2 separate regions of the Mus musculus genome follow, and region 2 is linked to region 1. A link is a loop called in an ENCODE intact Hi-C map of the cell type or tissue named here. Cell type or tissue: heart. All regions are shown on one strand.

Region 1 (2,500 bases):
CGGGTCTTCTGTCTGTCCCAACCCTTTTTACTCTTCATTCAAAAGACATTTATTGAGTACCTTCAGTGCCCAGCAGTGAGCTAGTCCCACCAGCTTAGTGGGAGGGGGTTGTCTCTGCTTCATTTTTAGGTGCCTCTAAACCCCAGATGTCACGTGCCTTCAGAGTATCAACAGGGGGTGGAACCTTCTTGTGGGGTTAGGGAGTCTCCAAACCTTAACCAAGCTGGCTCCTCCTGTGCCAACTCCTCCTTCCCTGTTCCGTGCAGCCTCCTCCATGGCCCCCCGCTGGCTGGGGGCAGCTCCTGGGTTTCTGCCTTCTGTTTTTAAAGCCCCTCCCCATACCTGCAGAGTCTGCAGTTCAAGCCCTTAGGCTCTCTCCCCAGATTATGAGGGTTAAGTGAACCCACAAACAAGTGCCAAGGGGGTTGGTGAAGGGAGAGAAGATGGCCGGAATCAGATGACCTTCCCAATTAAGTGCCTTCTCTGTGACCTGAGCACCTCAGAGTGATAACTAAAGAGAAAGCTAGACCCCCTCCTATTCCGCCTCTGTGGTTTTTGGGGAAGGGACCTGAAGTGCGAGAATGTCTCACATCTGTGACTGCAGTTTTGACTATTTTTCATAACCCTGCTGGACAGGAGGAAGTTAGCCAAGAGGGACTGCCTGGGCACTCGATCTGAGTTCGATTGCTAGAGCCCACGTGATGGAAAGAGAAAACGAACTCCCACAAGTTGTCCTCTGACCTCCTCACATGCACCATGGCACGAGCTCTACCCACCCCCCACCCCCAGATACACGCACTCTAAACAAATAAAAAATACACAAAAAGCACGGTGCCCCCACCTCTGGAATGCGGGGCGGGGCGGGGCGGGAGACGGAAGGCTGGGCAGATTAAGGCGGCCCTCGGCCGACAGCCTTCCGGGCAATGGGGCCAGCAAGGAGGAGACTGGGTGGGGCGGGCGCCAAGAGGCCTCCTGCCCGCATTTGCCCTGGCCACGCCTCGCGGCCTCTGGCCAGCGTTAGCCACGCCCCTTCGGCCAAATTCGTCTTCCGTGAACCCCGCCTGGGCGGGGCAGGAAGTGCGGGGCCAAGCTGTTGCTTGCCGCTAGGGGCCTCCCTGCCCTTGTGGACCAACACTGGGCTCCGAAGCTTGGCGCTCCCAGGGAGCTGATACCGTCCACCTTCCTCTGAAAGCGTGGAGCTTCAGACATCGTCCACACACAGTGGAGAAGGGGTGGTGTACACCTCCCAAATACTGGTCCCTATCCTCTAACTCAACCTCCTCAGGCCATCCCTTCCTTATCATCACCAAGAATTTAGCCCCGAGCTTCCTTTTGCTCCGCGCGCACGCGCGCGTGTGTGTGTGTGTGTGTGTGTGTGTGTGTGGTAAGGGGGTCCCGAAATAAATGTGAAACCGCCCCCTTTCGCATCTGCCTACCCCATTCCAGGAAACTCCCACCTGAAAAGAAGCCTATCCTGGAATCAGCTCTGGTCTGGAGCTGCATGGACCGGGAGAGCCTTTGGCAAGATTTATACCCTGTCCCTGGCCTTTGCCCGCCCTCAGCCAGGATCAGGCTTGGTTTCCTGCTCTGTATGCAAACGGTGGTCGCCTCAAATTTGCATCCCGGAGACCAGACAAGCAGAGCACCAGCTTTCCTTGAGACTCAAACTCTCCGATCTCACACCCTCTGCCCACGCATAATAAACTCAACCACATGTGTGGGCACTTGCTTGTCAGCACCAGCCAGTGTCAGGCAGTGCTTCTGCTCTCAAGGAACTCTTCTCAACATTACCGCAAGCAGCTCTAGTTCCCGGAGCTGGAGAGATGGCTCAGCAATTAAGAGCACTGACTGCTCTTTCAGAGGATCCCGGCTCAATTTCAAGCACCCAAATGGTAGAAGAAACTCTAGTCCCAAGAGATCCTATGCCCTCTTCTGGCCTCCGAGGGCACTGCAGGTGTGTGGTTCATAGCCATACATGCAGATAAAACACATATTAAAAAGGGGGGGTCGAGGGTAAAGAAGAAAAATGTCATTAATTCTAGAGTGATGGAGAGATGGTTCGTAACTTTTGGGGTTTTTTTGTTTTTTGGTTTTTTTTTTCCCGAGACAGTGTTTCTCTGTATAACCCTGGCTGTCCTGGAACTCACTTTGTAGACCAGGCTGGCCTCGAACTCAGAAATCCGCCTGTCTCAGCCTCCCGAGTGTTGGGATTAAAGGCATGTGCCACCACGCCCGGCGATACTTTGTAACTTTTAAATATGAGTATTCTTTCTCTAGGATCAGCTGCCACTACTGAACGTCGTTAATGTTTCTTTGGTGTTAGTTACTCCAGAGAGGCCTCTGAGGGTAAGTCCCTCTGGGGCCCATTGGGAGTATTTCTGGAATTAAAGCATGATTAATTAATTAAAAGAAAGTCAGAAAAAGAGAAAAAGGAAGTTAGGCATAGCGAGTGCAGGTGTGCATGCAACCTGAAATTTAAGGAAAGAGGTAAGATAAGTTT
Region 2 (2,500 bases), 480 kb before region 1:
GACAAGCAGAGAGAGCTGTTTGTAATCTGAGTTGAGTGGACACAGGCAGAGTATCGATCAGCGCGTGGAGGGGGGGGCACATTTATGCCCTGCAACAAGGAGTCAGAGCAAGCACAGACCACGGGTGCCCCGGGTGAGCAAAATGTGAAAAACTGTCACTGCTTGATGTCATACGCTGGCCACCAGCAACCTTACCTCCAGAGAAGAAGCCTCAGTTCGATTTCTTCTCTCAGAGCAGGAGGGTTGGGGAGAGGGAGCTTTTCCATTGCTCTGTGAAATATGGTCCCCCGCCCCCAAGGAGGCCTGTGTGTTCCCTGCGGGAGCGCAAGTCTCTCAGAAGGGGGAGGAGCCCCAGCTAGCTGGAGAGGCTTTGGGGGTGTGGCTTCCATCCATACAGGGGATTCTGAGTGCCTCTCTTCTTCCTTCCTTCCTCTTCCTCCCGCTTGCTTGCCTCCCCCCTCCGCCATTCACTTTCCTCTCCCAACATTGCACTTTCTTCTTTCCTTCTCCACGGGCGACCCAAAGTCCTGGTTCTGGATTCAAGGTGGTCAGGATTCACAGGTCCCCTCCCCACACACCCCATCCCCGATGCCCTAGCCTTGGGCGAGGGCTCCCGATTTCGTTCATCTCTTCTGGCCAGCACTCAGCATGACCTTGGAGACGAAGTTGACGATGGCAGACGCAGGCTGGTTGGGGTCAAGCTCTGCGAAGAGGTGGCAAGCGTTGTCTGTGGTGCTGCCCTGCTTCCGGGCCACGAAGCCAAAGAGCCTACAAGGGGTGGGAGAGGATGCCTATGTAAAGACCCAGGCTCTAGAGGGCAAGCCGGCAGGAAAGCATGCCTCAGGCCAGCCTGTCTTCTCCAGCCTCCGTACCTCTCCAAACATCTAGAACTGGGGCTAGCTCTTTAAAGCCAAGTCCTGGGGACAATGGCTAGCTTTGTTTCAGGGCAGGTGACATTCCCCTGGGGAGCAGCGGTGGAAGATGGGTTTGAGTAACAAGACTTGTTAGAAAGCCTGCAAGGAGACTGGACAGGAGGCAGGAAGAGTCCAAGAGCTTCTTTAGGCTCTTTCTCAGCCCTACCTGAGGGTTCCTACAGGACATACTTCCTAGGTGGTCAGAGAGACAAAGGGTAGGCAAGTCCTCACCTCCCCAAGTCTACTCTCCCTCCTGCCACCTCACCCCACCTCCTCTGTCTGTCTGTCTCTTTTTCTCCACATACAGACACACACACACACACACACCCTCCTGGCTCTGAACACTGGGAAGCCCTGAAAATAGGAGGGTCAAAGAACCCCACACCTGTCCCCTGCCCCCTCCAACACCAATGGGGGTGACCCAGCAATCTCTCTCTCTCCTCTCTCTCTCTCTCTCTCTCTCTCTGTCTCTGATAAACAGAGTTAAAAATATGAGAGCAGAGAACAGAATGTGAGCTCAGGGCCCCTCCCGGCCGGCATGTTGCTAATTAGAGAGAGATGGGGAAATCAGGACAGCTGGAAATGCCAACGGAAACCCCTCAGCTGGGTATGCGTGGCACCCACAGCTAAAATTAGCCGGGCTGGCTTCTGCCTGCCTGTGTGTGTCTGTGCAAGCATATACAGACAAACACTCTACTCACACCTGTGCACAGGCACACAGCAAATGCATACTCACATGGCATGCACATGCAGATGATGAGGAAACACACACACACACACACACACACACACACACACACACACACACATACACGACCTGTACTTCAAACAGCTTTATTCTCCCGACTCTGTTGCAGGACCTGAAGCCCTGTGATAATAGCCAGGAGATGGTCAGGGCAGTTCCATCTCCAGGCTGACTGACTGTAGCATGATATGTAGCATGATCCCGGCAGGGGGAGGGGCATCCCTGAGCTCCCAGAGTAGAAGCAAATAGGCCTCTCTGCCTGACTCTGCCAGGACACACACACAGCCATTGTGCTTGCTCTGAACATTGCCATCTGACCCACTGGTAAACTCTGGGCTGTCTACCTGTCTGGCAGTATCATGAAGAGATTCAGTGACATGGGAAGGCACAGGAGGTGAGTGAGGTCCCTTTTGATTCTGTGAAGGTCTCAGGAGGCTGAGGCATCTGCCTTCCCTCTGGATTAGATTCCTAGCTGGTTCTCTCTATTCCCAAGCAAGGTGTTCTCTCTTTGGCCCACTCTGGACACTTCTGGAATCTATTTTTTTTATTCAACAACTGTCAACAACTGACAGACCCCACCCTGTCCTCAGGAACCTACAGTCATACAGTCCCCTCCTTGAACCTCTGAACCCATTTCTATCTACCCAAAATACACCTGCTCATTTTGAAGTAGTCTTTCCTTCCACAAGTCCTTCAGACTCCATGCCTAGACACGTCTTTGTTAGCATGAAGATGCAGGATATATTCTCTTTCTCTTCATCTCAGAGAACTTGGCATGCAGGCCCATATTAGACCCCTGGCCTAGAGCCCTGCCCTGTTCCTGCTTCCCCCCACAGAGTAT

The links. Hi-C counts contacts between places; a loop is a spot of excess contacts. Peaks named below come from ENCODE experiments on the same cell type or tissue, not always from the same donor. Only the 100,000 strongest peaks of a DNase experiment are listed, where the experiment ranks them.
Region 2: it touches region 1 in a loop (2.1-fold over the local background); 2 of 42 quality-filtered maps call a loop at or near these places.

The regions. Positions count from the first base shown.
Region 1 is chr1:74,396,457-74,398,956 of GRCm38, forward strand. Ctdsp1 (CTD (carboxy-terminal domain, RNA polymerase II, polypeptide A) small phosphatase 1) reads left to right here. Exons shown (of 7, transcript NM_153088.2): 7 at 1-829. Among named protein-coding and RNA genes, the nearest start is that of Mir26b, 3.4 kb to the left of the region's middle. In heart, CTCF peaks have their summits at 1,098 and 1,932 (motif pointing left); DNase peaks (open chromatin) are centred at 1,095 and 1,905; H3K4me3 peaks cover 1,470 bases; H3K27ac peaks cover 1,753 bases.
Region 2 is chr1:73,913,907-73,916,406 of GRCm38, forward strand. Tns1 (tensin 1) reads right to left here. Exons shown (of 33, transcript NM_001289895.2): 33 at 1-768. The coding sequence ends at 624. Among named protein-coding and RNA genes, the nearest start is that of 6030407O03Rik, 51 kb to the left of the region's middle. In heart, no CTCF peak of the experiment used is centred here; DNase peaks (open chromatin) are centred at 435, 1,495 and 1,965; H3K27ac peaks cover 1,487 bases.